Regions from separate parts of the Mus musculus genome. Here region 1 is linked to region 2. The links are chromatin loops, found by intact Hi-C in ENCODE. Cell type or tissue: heart. All regions are shown on one strand.

Region 1 (8,000 bases), 94 kb before region 2:
ATAAACTCAGTACAGACCAGGAAACCACAGTACACATCTCTGAATACGTTGTTACCTACACAACAAACTACTGAAACTCACGACAATGATCTGAAGTAATTACAATAGTGAATTCTGAAAAAAAAAAATCTCCAAGGTTCAAATGGGTATATTTCAAAATATGCCATCACCTGAAAAATTTTTCAGAATTTTTCTTAGGTTCCTAAATTATTATTAACTAAAATACCAAAAGAAATTAGTTCCTCAAATATTTTAAGTATTGATGACCCAATCAGAGCCATCAGTTAATGAGTATAGGAAATTCATGAGTAAGTCAATAACTTTTTTCTTTTTTTAACTTTTTTACTGATTCTTGTGAGTTTCGAATCATGTACCCCAGTCCCACTCATCTCCTCCCCAATACCCACCCTTCACCCTTGCAGCCTCCCCCAAAAATATAGCACACACACAAACAACAACAACAAGCATAGGAAACCTCTGATGGAAGCTGGAGTGTGTCACAGTGTGTCCCACAGTATGTCTCTCTGTCCACACATCTCCACTTGTAATGTCCATTGCAGTGAGTCAGTGGTCTCAGGAGAGCTGGTCTTGCCACTCATCTGCCATGAGATGATGTGGGGGTGGGCGTGATACCTGGTCCCTTTAGCCCCACACCATCTGCAGCAGTGGGGAGAGCTGACCCTGGGGTCGTGAGAGTAGGAGAGCTAGCCCTGCTCCCTCACTGGCCTTATCACTGGGGGAGGAGGGAATTAAGCTGAAACTTCCTTGGACTATACAGTGGAGATGGCCCTGATGACAAAGGCACCGGTGAGCCAGCTCCTCACAGGCTGCAGCACAAGAGTCGAGCCTTGACTGGGCAGCTCAGTAAGACCTCAAGGGCATGAGAACTGGAGAGCTCGCTTGGGTGGTGCGGATAAAGGAGAGTAAGTGGGCTGACCAGCTCAGCTGCTACCCAAGCCCAGATTGAGGCTCTGAATTCGCCCACCCCAAAATCTATATCACTTGCAATTGGTTGGGGTACATGAAAAGGCTAGCCCTACTGTTCTGAAGCTACAAGGTCTCCATGACGCAGGGCAACAGCAGGATAACCAGGAGGAGTCCTGATGAGTCAGTACTGATGGTGTCACAGAAGCCAGACAGCTCGGACTGTGGCCTCTTAGTAATAAGTCCATCACTGGTTCCCAAGGCTAAGCTACTGTCTCCATTCACACTAGTCAAGCAGGCAGTCGGGGCTGAGAACAAGGCATTTTCTAAGCCCAGCCTCCTCTGCCAGCTATCACTGAGTGCCACTGGTTTCTTGTCCTTCCTGCTCATCATACAAAATAGAAAAACCAGCTAGGGCTCTGTCTCCATCTGGATCTCTGTCCTGGACAGGACTTCTGTGGGCAAGGCTGCTTCATTACAATGGATCTCTGTTCTCCGGTATCCCTGGTACTGGATGGGCAGTAGCTGACCAACTCTAAAGGTTGGAAAAGTGGTCTTTACTCTAAACAGTGTTTAATTCCTTCCCCCAACAGCTGCCAGGCCGCAAGTATGCCCCTGGGTACAATGCCGAGGTGGGTGACAAGTGGATCTGGCTGAAGTGAAGGGTCCCCTCCGCCCAGCCGTGTCATAGCCATGGAGATGCCTGCTCTGCCCAACTCTGTGAACTCCAGAGCTTTCCAAGACAACAGGAAAAAAAGCAAATGATCAAGAAATTGCCAGAAAAAAAAAAAAATCTAACAAAAAGAGTCTGACCCACGCCTGGGCAGAGATGAAAGAATCAGCGTCCACTGAAAAGGTTCTGGAACCTTCTAGTGATGTTTTGGAATCATCTGGAGGAGAAACAAAGCAGAGCTGGTCTGCTGAAAGCCCAGCTCCCACTGGAAGCCCCGTGCCCCAGTGCTGTTCCCTTGAACCCTTCCAACTTGAAGAAATAAAGCCGGCTCTGTAGCCCCTCCTCCTGTGTCTGCGTGGCACACTTGTGCCTGGTGCCTAAGGATGCTCAGCCCTGCGCCCCCCACCCACCCACCCCTGCACTTTGGGTCTCTCACACACTGTTGAAGCGTCTTTTCTGAAGCATTTGTTCTTTTCTGAAGCACATTAGAGCAAAAGGGTGAAGAATGGCCACAGACTAGCAGAACCGAGTCTTAGAGCAGGCTCGCTTTCTCTTATCTCTGAAGAGCAAGCTGAGCATAGGGTGTGGGGTAGTACAGATGATGCTATCCAAAATGAGGGTGCCAGTCCCAGGTGAAAGAGCAGTGGCATCTTATTGTTCTCCTGCATGGGAACCTGGGGGGAGAGTCCTTAGGAGCGGGTGTCAATCTGAATTGCTGTCCTAAGCTGTGAGTTTGTACTGAGACCCCTGCTGTGGCTGCTCCAAGCACATGTAACTTGCATTTAACTTAATTAAAACTTAATGAAATTTAGCACTCAGTTCCCTGGTAGCACTGGGCTCCATTCAGGCACACACAGAACACTGTTGGAGAGCAGGTCAATATTAGGCAGTACAGAAGAGAACACTTTGATCTTCCAGAAAAGCTGGCCTTACTGCTGGGGCCACCTACCTGCCTGCGGCCCCTCCCCCTCCCCTTCTGAAATGGGCCAGCCCTGGGATTCTGTGGTTTGAGTAGCTTGTGAGCCCCCTGAGAAGGGTCAAAGAGAAAGAAAGCATCTTTATCTTGGCTCTGCGTGCTATCCCTGGCTGGGTGGCACTGCTGCCCCTGAAGGCCCACAGAACAGGCATGCAGCGTTGTGAGAAGTAGGTCCTGGGCCACAGTCCAGAGACCTCAGCCATGGTGGCTAGCACGTCAGGACAGAGTCAGGACACTCGGACCCTAAGAGTCCTTCCAAGTGCTTGTTTCTTCCCCTGATGACTCTACTCCCTGGGTGTAGTGTGACACTTGTGATTAGTGTTGCTACAGAAGTCCATCTGCCCATTTCCTGTGTTCACTCGGGCAAAAGAGGGTGAGTATTCTCCAGTCTCCAGGACTAAGCCCTGAGGACTGGTAAATACTCTGGTATGGCATTGATGCAGTCCCTCATCAGTCTCACCAGAGTCTCTACTGCCCTTTAGAGCTTGGATCAGAGCTGAAAGATAACCACACACTTTGAATAGCCCACATTGGCAGCCGCCTCTGCACTTTGAGGATCAGGAACAGGGCGCTGTTTTAACACTGGTTCTGTGTTTTCTGTTGACAGAGGAAGTCCTCATGGACTTAAGGCTCTCGTGGTTTCCTCCATCTTCAGTAGCGCTAGGCTCAGCCTGCAGCCTGGTGGCAGCTGGCATGCTCCCCAGGTATCTGACTGCTGCCAATTGCAACCCTCCACACAGCAGTGGTGCTACAGCAAATAGCCGTTCACCAGGCAAAGCAATTCAGTAAGGGCAGCATGTGACTAGGTGGCCACTTCAGGATGAAGAATACCAGAGGGTTCAAGGACCGGCAGTCAGGCTACACTTTGTAAGTGGGTGCCTGGCCAGTGCAACAGGAATGAACAATGTTCTCTTGCTTGACACGGGCCCCTCTTCTAAAGCCTGCTGGCTCCTAATTGCTTGGAAACATCCTGTGTTCTGTTTACCAAAACGGACTTCTGGATTGGCTGTGAGCAGTATGTGCTGGCGCCAAGGAGCCAGGCAGGCCTGCCCTGGGGCTGATGAGCAAGGTTAGCGCTGTAGCACCAGGCTACAAGGGCGTTGAAAGGAGACAGCTCAGAGCTGGGTGAATGGAGGAAAGAGCCTGAGGCACCCTGGCCTCTTCATCTAATATAAAGCCAGCCCTGAGGGCAGTGCTTCTGCCAGGACCTCAGCCCTCAGGTCCTTTCTTCCTGTTGGGTTTCTTTAGCGGGAAACTCATGTGAAAGGAAGCAAACCCAGGATTAGAAGATGACTGGAATTTGAGGGAAATTGCCCTTTTAAGCTGCAAGGCCCTGGACTTGTCCGGAGACCCAAGCTCTGAGTTTTGGTGTGTCCTGCTCTCTCTGGAATTCTCACCAGACACCCTAGGACCAGAGATTTGCAGTATAGGCTTACCGCAAGGGGTCTTCAAAGCAGTATAACAAAGCACCCAAAAGTGCTTGGCTTTTACTACATTTTTTAGTATCCTGACAGAATGTCAAACAAATCCTTTACACCTGCATTTTCCTAGAACGAGGTGGTGCCAGCAGCAGCAGGATCTTTTTCATGCTGTGCGGATTGAAAGCAGAGGGCCCCTGTCTTCCTGCCAAACTCAGTAGCCTCAGGGCAAAGCGAATGGACTTGCCCAGAGCCAGGGTATTCCAGGGGTGGGAGCATAGCCCAGTGGGCTGTGAATGAGGCTCAGCCAGCAGATCAATGGCAAGAAATGAAATGTGCCTCCTTGTAGCCAACCTGGGAGCCAGACTGAGACAAAGACACATACACACACACACACACACACACACACACACACTGGCTTCCTTCCTCACAGCCCCAGGGGGCACTGCCCAGCAGATGGTAAGATCCAAATGTGGGGATCCTCCATCTCAGACATCCCTAGCACTCCCTGCACCCTTCAGTCCTCTCCACAGCCTGAAGCAGGGAAGTGCAAGATCAGCTTCGAATTGAAGCTATCTGTGGGCCATGCTTTGCCTGCAGGAGGCACAGGGTGTCCACCTGGTTGGCATTCCCTGCATGCAGCCCCACAGATCTGCTTGGCTCCATCCTTCAGTCTGACCTTTAGAGGCTCTGGTTGTTCGGAGAACAACGGAGCAGTGGAGAGGTGAGGGGTGAGGCAGAGCTAGAGAAAGCCTCATGGTGGGTAAGAGCTGGCCAATGTAATAAACTGCGCTGGCTTGAAGGACCCTCTAGCCTGGAAATGGATGCAGGTGTATTTATACAGGAAATGGGTCACGGCTGGTAGGGGCCTGCAGGTATGGCCAGATGTGTGCACCTGCTCTTAATCACTTCATCCTACAAGTCCTCCATCAAAACAGTTACTTTTGACAAGGGTCATTGTGTTATCAACCTGTTAATCCACTGGCTGGTTCAGTTCCAACTTTCTCAGTGACTGGGCTGGAGAGAGTGGCTGTCCCCAGACCCTGTTACTGATGAAACCCAGGTAATGAAAGGACTCTTCCTTTGTGAGAGTGGGAGAGAAGCCTTACTGATCACCTTACGTCACAGACAACCTTCAGGCCCTGAGCTCACTCCTGTCACAAGACAGGAGTAATCCATTGAGGAACTGTAGCCACAAAAAGAAGGAAGCCCCAGCATTCTTAGATACCCCCCAGCACACAGAGGTCCTGTGTGATTTATGTAGAGAGCCGAATGTGGATATGCTGTCTGCGCTGTGCTCTGTACGCTGTGCCTTGGGAGGGACTGGGAGTCACTCCTGATATCCCTGGCTCCTTAGCACTCACATATCTTATATCTGAACTCTTAAGAGTTGTCAGTGGGAGGTTAAAAGGTACCCATCAGCCGATACCCTATCAGCCATGGTGCCTGAGCACAGGGCTCCCACCTAGGGCCATTCTCCAGAGTCTGTATTTTGTTGGTAGTGGTGATAGGTTGGTTTATTTGTTGGTTGGTTTGTTTTTTCGAGGCAAGGTTTCCCTGTGTGGCCTTGGCTATCCTGGAACTCATTCTATAGACCAGGCTATCCTCAAACCCAGAGATCCAACTGCCTCTGCCTCCCCTTAGTGCTGGGATCAAAGGCATGGACCACCACCATTTCAGATTCATTTTTTTTAAAGGCCACATGAGTCATATTGCCACTCTGGGAGGTGACAATAGCTGCGACTAAGGATGAGCAGCCATTGTCCAAACAATACGCTCTGGCTACTGCCCAGTGGGAAGTGTCTCTCTGCAGCGTGGGTATCCTGCTGGAGCTCAGCCCTTGAATCCATCTCTTCAGGGGCTCTTGCTTTCGCACAGCATGCAGAGTCCTAAGACCTATGAGCCACCCAGTCTTGAGGACAGACCCTGAGGAGGTCTAGATGTCCTGGCTGCTTAACCTGGAGATGGTCTCTGGGCAAAGAGAATCTCAAGGTCCATACAATAAATTGGCCCTTGATACTCTGTTTTCCCACATCCCTGTATCTCATGTGGAACACACCTCTGCCCTCAGGATTCCCCATGCAGCTGCTACCCAGATACCAGCTGCCTATTGTCAAGTCTCTGCAGCTCTGGGGTGCCTTGTGGCCCCAAGGTGACCCTGGTCACCCCTAATGTCAGTGTTCCCTAAGACCAGAAGCCACCCCCTTTTGCTAGTCTCCTTGGCCTAAAGTGAGTCTTTTGGCAGGGCTGGTTGGGAACCAGCAGCTGTTGAGGAGAAGGGACCATCTGGGAGAAGGGCAAGCTGGCTCAGGGAACCCTGGACAATAGTAGGGGAAATTACAGGAAATAGGAAGAAATGGCAGATCCGGGCTCTATTTCCAAGCTGCCAAGCTTTTTGAATATACATATAACAGGTATAATTACTTCTCTTCCTTTAAACACTTCCAGATCATCTTTTTCCTTTTTATAAACTGGCCAGCATCCCACCCTCTTGTCAGCAGTACTCAGGCCTCCTCTCCAGCCTTGGGGGCTCCCAGAAGCATCCAGACAGGGCCCGTGGGAAGCCAAGAGAACAGAGCCTTAGGATTGCTACAACTATAGATGCTTCTGGCATGTGCTGGGCTGGCAGAGCTACTGTCCTTCCCAGCTACCTCCAGGGAAGACCTGGCACTTGTCTCCAGGCCACCATGTAGTTGCTATGGTTGTGTGCCTATAGGTGTTTCAGGTTGAAGGCATCTGAAAAGTGTGGTTTTCTAGGTATCCATGTCTTAGTGAAAGGGACCAGAGTGCTGATCGTCTCCTCTGAGTCCAGCTTTGACCTGCGAAGCCTTACGGACCGGGCAGTATCACCAGTCTGGCGATCAAGTGATCAGGACGTAGGCCAGGCAAGAGGGACTCTTGAGTCCCACCTACCGCTGTCCATCTGTTCAGACGCCCAGTCTAAGTCTCTTCATTGATTAAGCATGCACATAACCAGACAGAAAGGCATGGGATGAAATGACCTACCTGAGGTCCCAATGTTACTGGTCTTGGGCTTCCCGGCTTCCTGACTGCAGGTGCAATGTGAACGGTGGCCCCAAGCTGTTGCCAGCACACCTTCCCCGCCGTGACAAGCTGTACTGGAACTGGAGCCAGAGAAAACCCTTCCTCTTTGGCTTAGTTTTATTTTTTTAATCAAAAGAACAAGAAAAGCAGCCAATACAACAACTCTGGGTATTTCCTATTTTACTTGGCAACATGGCTCCCTTTCAGGGAGGCCAAGAGAAGAGGGACCCTGGGAGATGGGGCATGGGCAAGGTACTGTGTGCACTAAACTGCATGGGGGTCAGGGCTGTGATGTTTGGCCTCCCCCTCCCACTGCAGCTCTGACTTGTGAAGTCTTGGGGCTGGAGTTAGTTTGAAGCCTGAGGAGGTCTCAAGTCTTAGCATCCCTCCCAGCAGCAGGAGTGCTCGCTTGAGGCTGGGGATTGGGCAATGCACAGAGGAAGAGAGGGAGAAGAAGAGGCCTAGAACCTCAGATGTCTTGGACCCCCTCCCTCTCTCCTACGCCGGAACCACCTGGGTGTCACTTCCTGCTGTTACCAAGATGGAAGGGGACCGGACCGGAACCACCTGGGTGTCACTTCCTGCTGTTACCAAGATGGAAGGGGACCGGACCGAGAGGGCTTCATCAACAGAGCCAGCAGGTGTCCTAGGTCCACCATTGGGTTCCAGGCTCCTAGCCTGTCTGTTGCCTCGTTTGCACCCCAGATGTAAGACTTCATTAAAGGGTTCCTACTAGACTGACTGTTCAAGGGCTTTTTTTTTTTTTTTTTTTTTTTTTTTTTTGGCTTTTTCGAGACAGGGTTTCTCTGTATAGCCCTGGCTGTCCAGGAACTCACGCTGTAGACCAGACTGGCCTCGAACTCAGAAATCTGCCTGCCTCTGCCTCCCGAGTGCTGGGATTAAAGGTGTGCGCCACCACCACCTGGCTCAAGGGCCTTTTTAATTGGACAAATAGGGGTGGAAA
Region 2 (8,000 bases):
TGCTGGCTCAGGGATCAGTGACAGTGAGCCGCAGGCAGGCTAGGGTAGTCAGTAGGGGACCCTGAGGACAGACTTGAGGTTCCACTGAGTGAAGGGAGTTGCTAGAGGGGTACACTTGGCACTGTCAGGGAACGGGCAGGATGGGGTGACATTGGAAAGTTCAGGGCAGTGCTAAGGTGGACTGCAATGCTAAGAACCGGTCCCTCTGCTGGCTTCCTGTATTCTTCACGTCGTTGACAGAGTCTGTTTCCTACCCCTATGTAGTTATAATGGCCAGTGGCTTTGCCTGGGGACCTATGTCCAGACGCACAGGTGAGGGTGAGGAATGAGCTTTGCTATTTGTATGAATCATGGAGATGAGGGCTGCTTGCTACTCGGCTCTCCTCTCTGACAGGACATATGTGAGGGCGTTAGTGGTCGCTTTGCTGTTTGCTATAACAAGACACAGACAATAGCAACCCGGGGAAGAAGAGGGTAATTTAGGCTTACAGCAGTCTGAGGGAAACGGTCACCATGGTGGGGACGGCAGGGTGGCAGGAATGAGGCAGCAGGTCATGTTGTGCCTGTAGTCAGGAAGGAGAGAGATGAAGGCTGGTATCGCTCTGTCTCCTTTGCCCCTTTTTATTCAGTCTAGAACCCAACCCAAGGGATGACCCCATCCACACTAAATGTAGGTGTTCCCATGTCAGTTAAAACCCTTTGGAAACACCCCCACAGATGTACCCAGAAGAATGCCTTCTAGGTGATTCTAAAGCAATCAAGTAGACAATGAAGATTAGCCTTTATCGTGATCAGGCATGGCGATCATAAGACCTGCAATGTCTTTGTCTCATCATGTCAGTAGCCCTGACTAAGAAAAGCTAGTACCCTAAAGCCTGTCCTGGTCTCTGTTCAACCTGACACAGAGTCTCCCATAGCTGTCAACGGGATGAATCGTCCTAATTAACAACAGGGGAAGAGGCTTGCACATGCTCTGTGGAGCTGAGTTCCACGTGTGATGTGTTGACTGAAGTGAGTGCCCTTAGCCCCCAGTAGCATCCTTCAAGAGCGGTGGCTCTCAGCCTTCCTGGTGCTGTAACCCTTTAATACAGTTCCTTGTGTTATTATTTCCTTGCTACTTCATAAGTGTAATTTTGCTACTTTTAAATGACTCATAATGTAAATATCTGATATGCAACCCCACAAAGGGGTCAAGACCTCCAGGTTGAGAACTGCTGCTCAAGAACTCGGAACTTACTCTGTACTCGCTGGGGACCAGGCCCTGCTCAGTTTCTCACACTGGTGATGAGGAGCTGAGAAGTGGGGCTGCCTTTCACTTTGCAACCCCGAGGAAGGGGCAGCCCACTTTCACAAGCTGACTGTTGGTGTCTCATAGGCTGTGTGGACCAGTGACACTCGCCTTGAACATCTGGCATGTGGACAGCAGGGGGGATGGGCAGAGTGAAGGCTTCTAAGCCACGTCTTGCCTGAAACTTGGATTCTGCCCCATCAAACCTGTGTGGTTGTGCTTTCTCTCAGTGTGGGGAGGGGCCCAGCTCCAGGCAGAGAGAAGAGGCATGGCTTTGCAGTGAGAGCAAGATGAGGAAGTAGAGGCAGGTTCAAATACCCAGAAGAAGGTAGGGAGGGCCAGTTCCAAAGCACCATGTGACCTGTGGGACCCAGTGACCTGTATTCCAGCCACAGTCTGATACTTAACCAGACCTGAGTGACCATCAGTCCTGACCCAGAATGGTGACTATCAGCCCTCCATTAGAGTTAACTGGGATGATGGGGAGTCCCATATCTTATCCAAGGAAGGAGGTATCCTTCACTCATGGTAATAGGGGTAAGGAGCTTGGAGGGCTTCTGTTAGGCATTCCCAGCAGATCTGCTCGGTTCCTGGCTTGTTCAAGACTCATAGGTCTGGCAGTTCCCATACAGTATCTGTTGGGCTGGGGACATCACTACAACAGAAGAAGACTAGCTGTCTCTGGGTCCTGGCCCCCCAGCAGCCAGGCAGGCACTAGCCCTGGGCCTCAGTGGGAAGGAAAAGTCCCTTTATCACTCTCCAGCATTTAGTTTGCCTGGATCCTCCTCCCCTAGCTAATTCCTCCACTGCTTCTAGCACACAATCTAGCCTCCAACTCCATTCTCTGCCTCAGGGGTCCTAGACCCTCTATGATCTCTGCCCACAGCCTGGGCTCTAAAGCTTGTACCATGGAGCACTGTAGCTTCTGCAGCCTCAACTCCTATCTACGTGCCCTACTCCACCCCAAATCCTCAACTCCCAACTACAGACTGAACCAGGTAGTTTGGGGTGATCAGGAGTGGGTGGAGCCCTCCTGAAAGCCTCAAGGTTGGCTGTGCAGAGGGGAGCGGCTCTTCTCATAGGCATCTGCAATTGCCTTAGTGCCCCAGGAACAAGGAGGGTGGAGCAAGAGAGAAAGGGCTGGAAATCCAGACATCTGAGGAACTGGAGAGAAGGGTGAGCCTCAGAGTCTACCAGTTTCTTTGCAAGTTGGGGTAGGTTGGCTTTCAGGGTCCTGAGGCTATTTCCACCAAGAGAGTCATGTTAGAGTGCTGCAGCCCTTGGGAACGGAGAATGGTATATGACCCCGATATCTCAGGCTGTCTTTAGAAATGAGAGCTGGAGAGCAGAAGGCTACATGTGAAGAGGGGCACTGGGCAGCCCAGGTATGGCAGGAACACACCGGCCAGGATGAGAGGTAGCCCAGCTTCCTGCTCACTGTGTGCGTGGGGCACATTAACTTCTCTGGACCAGGTCTCCAGAGGTGCACTCCAAGGGAGGCAGGGAAATGGGAGAGACAACAGTGCTCACCCACAGTCCTCACCAAGCTTGGCAGCTATGTGAGCCGGTGCTGGCATGTCCAGTAGGCAGATGGATTACAGTGGAGCTCAGTTTACTGAGTGAGGTCAGCCACTCCAGCTGTCACCCACGCCTTTGGAACTGGAGCTGCCATGAAGATGTTCTGGCAGGAAAGAGACCTATCTTGTCTCCCAACACCCAGGCTGGGCCCTCACACCTGCAGGTTGGTGACAGATTTAGCATCTGCCCTGGCACCCTCTCTCCCTCCTCTGCATTCTCTCCCCCACCTTGGTCTGCATCCTGAACATCATGGGACCAGCCCCTTGTTCTTGCCAACTGGCTGTTGTGCATGGCAGTGACCCAGCCCCAAGAAGACATTCCTGATATATTTGCTATAGAGCTTTCTGGCTGGGCAGAGGTAAGAGAGATAAAAGGCTTACATTTGAAGAGCTGGAGGTGGGAGACTGAAAGCGCATTCGAGAAGTAAGAAGACGGTCTCAGAAGGTTCTGTGTGGGCCATGGAGAGAGGGCATGAGAACCAAGAACCAAAGGCTATATTGCCCAAGAGCTGGCATCAGTCATAGGGTGGGTATCTTATGACAACACTCCAAAGGGCCAGCTGTTTCTTGCAGGAAGCGGATGGCAGCTAGGGTTCTCAGGAAAACAGCCTGCCGATGTTCAAAGTGCAAATGAGAGACATAATCAGACATAGACTCAGCCACTGTGCTTGAGGGGAGGAAACCAAGTGGGGTTAGAACAACCTGGTCTGAGGATACTGAGCCAAGGGCAGGAGAGGACAGGGCCACCATGAGGACAGGGGACACGCTTTAGGGGAATGCACTGCACTGAAGGGGACAACAGTGGTAAGCAGACAGGAATGGGTGCCAGTTCCGCTTATGAGGAGCCCTGGTAGAGAGCAGGGCTGGGTGGTGCCACCAAGGCCAAGCGTGGGTGACAGCTGGGAAGCAGGGACCCTTTCCCCCAAGCCCTGGCCACTAAGCTGCTTCTCCATTAGCATTCAGCAACCACGGATCCGATTCCTGAGGTCAGTCCCAAGGTGAGTTTGTTTTTATTTTGAATAGAGTAGCAAAGAGGAGCTTACTGGTCGACCACACTCACACTATGTCCCCACTTGAGGGCCAGGTCTCTGATATAAGACCCACTATCCAGCCCAGAGCAACTCAAAGCCCCAGCCCTTTCCTGAGCTTAGGACCTTCCAATTGCTTTCCTGGTCACTGTCTCCTGGTCATACAGAGGCCTTCTGTGTCTGTCTCACTGACATGAATGAGTCCGGGAAGTACAGCCACAGGCTATGGTTACAGTTTTTCTAGTTCTTACCCTGCATCAAATCAGATTTTAAATTCAAGCCAGTCTTCAGTAAAAGCCACTTAGATGACAGCAGCCCCTGGCCCTATGGGGGAGTAGCTGTCTTGATGCCTTGGTGACACCTTCAGATTGTGTCCTCTCTTGGTGCCTAAAAACATTACCACAGTGCTGGCTGACACGACGTGTGTGGGGTAAGACTTGAAAGGGCCTTAGTGTGTCACCTAAACCTGCCCTTCTCCGTTCCTGTCACCTCGCAAGTAGCAAGTACATTTTCAGAGACTGGGGAGCTCACCGCAGATTCAAGGATACAGAGACAAGGGGACATTTCTACAGGCGAGATGGAGAGGCTCACACAAGCTGTTTTGAAACAGCCATTTCTTCCACTGAGACTTAAAACAGGAGTGTTCAAGGATCAATAACAAGGTGGCGCCCGTCCAAACTCGGGCAGGCCACGGCTGGGTGGATGCCCTTGCAAAAGTATTTTCTGAGTAAGGTTGCTCTGGTCTGTGCAAGGCTGTGGTCTGGCAGGGCGTTCCAGGCCATTCCTAGATCAAGCACAAATGTGAGCTCACCTCCTTTAAGTACGCTTGGCTTTGTTTACTATTTGCTTTTTGTGTGTTCTAACCTGGGAAACCCCATTGATCCTATCAGTATCTCCAAGTGCAGGTTCTGAGTGGATTTCATCTTGGTCAGCATGTGGACACAGAGGAATGACAGCGAGATGGTGAGCCTCACACTGGCATGGGCACATCTGCACAGGCTGTCCCTTGGGTATGTCCTTTCCGTGTGTGTCTATGTTGGGCCCTGTGGGGAGCGGGAGGAGGTTTTCTCTGAGATGGCGACTGCACAGCATCTCTCTGGAGGAAGAGAGGATCCTTTTGAGAGAGCAAGAAGTCAAAGCACAGAACTGGGAAGAAATTGCTCAGGACACTGGGCCAATAACTGTCACTTACCTGACCCAGGTTCTCAGGACTGCTCTGCAGTAACCCACAGATGATAGCCATGGGCCCAGAAGCAACCTGAGGAGAGGAGTCTGCTTAGAGCCTTCCCAGACAGTAGGCCATTCTAGCCTAGGGCAGGTGAGGTCCTTAGCCTACTCCCTTTGCACACTCATCTGGGTCTCTTTCTATCTGTCTTCTGCCCAGAGGACCCCGTGTTCTGTGGCTAAACTAGCTTTTGACCTAACATCTTCTCCTTGCTGGTCCCTCAGTCTGGATCGCAGCAGGTTTTCCTTCCTGACTGCCTTTGTGGTCCAGTTTGTGTTTTCCTGAATAACTGCTCCTTCTCACAGCTCCCTGCCATGCCAGGTCACAGAAGCCTCAGCCTTCTTCTCCGGAGAGCAGGCCTGTGGTAAGGCAATTTCATCCTGCTTGGGATAGCTGCAGATGCTTTCTGTCTCTCCCCATTTCCCAGGCCTTGCTACTGGTTGGTTGCATGGGTCAATAGGCAACCAGACACAGATTCTAGTCCTGGATCTGCCTCTGAGACTAGGCAGCTCCTGTGACCACCCTGACCCCAACTTCCTCAGAGCCTCTTGTGTTGGCTGATGTTGGCTGGTGTTGCCACGAGGGTTACGTGAATCAACCTCACAGAGCACTGGGCAAATGCTCAGGAGCCAGTGTCCTTGCTGGAGGGCTACATGGGAAAGTGAGCAGTAGAGACAGCTGCTCCACCGTGGAACACATAATACTCCTCTTTTAAATTTTCTAAAAGCTAATCGACTGTTTATTGCCACAAAAATTAAAATGCTGAAATATAAGTAGAAATGAATGCAATTATTGTGGGAATGAGGAATGTAAATAGCCTAAGCAAATAAGAGGAGGAAGCACTCATCGCTAAGCCATCTACCGGGCAGGCAAAGACACAGACGGGAGAAGACACAAAGCGTTACCAAGATAGACTTCATAAACTCTCATCATGAGACAGCTGGAGCAGGTGTCAGAGCAGGAAGGCTTCAGGGCAGGGAGTCACCCAGAGTGCGGAGAGACATTTCACAGTGATAGAAGGGGTTAGTTCAGGAGAGCATGCAAACAGACATACACACACGAAGCGAGACCTGGGAGAAGCCAAGTGTTGTGGCTGACAGCTGTAATCCCAGCTCTTGGGATGCAGAGGCTGGAGGTTTTCTGTGAGTCTGAGGCCAGCCCATGAATCTTGTCTCGGTCAACAGAGCAAAACAAAACAAACCCCAGTACAGCAGAGCTGAGCCTGTGAACAAGTAAACACACAAGCATGGGTGGGGTTTTGCAGCTGATGGAAGGATCCAGGAGGATGCCTGAAGCCTAAGTAGACCTGCTCAGCAGCCTGACCTCTAAGTTCACCAAGTGGCACCAGAGAGCAGCAGATCCACCCACTCCGGGGAAGCGTTCTCCAAACACCTGGGATCCAGCAGAGTGTCATCTCAGGCCACCGAAAAGAATTCAGCAAATAACGCTGGGAGATTTGCTCCCCACCCGGGCAATTCTGTCTTTAAAAAGTAGATCTCTACTTGCTGTCATCCAAGGAGAAACTCCACATGCATTTGCATCTTGTAATATTAAAACAGGAATATAGGAATGAGCCCTAAAGAGCATGAACGGCAATGAGAAGGGCTGGTTTGCACACCAGGAGCATGACAACACTTTCATAAAGCCACCTTCTCACGGAAGGTGTGTCACACAACATGGCCACTGTCGAAATCCGACGTATGTTAAGGGTTCCCTAAAGTGCTAAATAATAAGCCACAGTACCATACAGAAATTATCAAACACTTGTGTCATGTTGAAAGATTTGCCAAGTCAACTTATTTATAAGAGAAATACAATCCATGCCATTGATGACTAGAGAGACAAATTATAAAACGTATTCTCTCTACCCACGACAGGGGCAAACGGAAGTCTCTTTACCTCAGGTTCCTCCACACACGTGGGGATGAGCTTCACAAGCTGCTGGTGGGCAGACGACATGACGACAGTTTGGATAGCGAATTGCTAACAATCCAGTGAATCTGAAGCATGCGCCCAATGCTATGACAATGCACCCCTACCATCTGAGAGAACATTACCTGTACTGGAACATTTATTCCTAACATCATTACATTTTGTTTAGGGACAGATACTCCTCGGGATGAGAATAACCATCAGATTCAGAACATCACAGTGTCTCCGAGGGGACAGAAGTGGGCACAAGCACACCTTTAGCCAGAGACTTAACATTGCCACTCCTCAAGCTGATTGCTAGGTTTACTGGTACATATTACTGGTTTCATATTGCTATGGTTGAATCTAGACTGTTCCCCCAAAGGCTTGTGTTTTGAAGATTTGGTCTGCAGGTGATGGCATTACTTTGAAGTCTGTGGAGCCTTTAGGAGCTGAGGTCTAGCTAGCAGAGTCTAAAAAGACTACAGATGGTTTTTGAAAAATGAGACCTGTGCCTGGTTTCAGACTTCCGGGTCTTCTACCATAGAACCCTCTGATACCGTGAGCCAAAATAGGACCTTTAACTTGACTCTGCTAGTTATTTTTTCCATAGGAGAGAGCAATACCCATTTGTCTACAACAAATTTGATTCCAGTTTCCAGTTCAGTTTGTGATGTAACCAGCCCCTCCCTGGCATGTGTTCATAGCAGCTTAGTTGGAGTCTCATACTCTTTCTTTGCAGATTTATTTAATGCCAAACTCTTAAACATGAGTTCAGAAACTGCAAAGACCCAAGAGAGGCAGTGATCTTGGAAATGGACTCAGGGACATCACTCCAAACACACTAGAGGGCTTACCTGAAGACAGGGTGTTCAGCACAGCAGCCAGCCAGAAGGAGAGCTACAGCATGGGAGAGGGGAACTGGAACCTAATTACAGGCTAAAAGAGATAGGAACTGCAATTTATCTCAA

The links. Peaks named below come from ENCODE experiments on the same cell type or tissue, not always from the same donor. Only the 100,000 strongest peaks of a DNase experiment are listed, where the experiment ranks them.
Region 1: a loop joins it to region 2, with 2.8 times the contacts of the local background. A loop is called at or near these places in 2 of 42 quality-filtered maps.

Annotation. Positions count from the first base shown.
Region 1 is chr1:92,433,425-92,441,424 of GRCm38, reverse strand. Ndufa10 (NADH:ubiquinone oxidoreductase subunit A10) reads left to right here. Exons shown (of 10, transcript NM_024197.1): 10 at 1,518-1,717. The coding sequence ends at 1,586. Among named protein-coding and RNA genes, the nearest start is that of Mir6900, 27 kb to the left of the region's middle. In heart, no CTCF peak of the experiment used is centred here; DNase peaks (open chromatin) are centred at 3,534 and 4,214; H3K27ac peaks cover 2,049 bases; H3K27me3 peaks cover 467 bases.
Region 2 is chr1:92,338,926-92,346,925 of GRCm38, reverse strand. No RefSeq gene overlaps it. Among named protein-coding and RNA genes, the nearest start is that of Gm35992, 37 kb to the left of the region's middle. In heart, no CTCF peak of the experiment used is centred here; DNase peaks (open chromatin) are centred at 3,005 and 3,595; H3K27ac peaks cover 1,284 bases.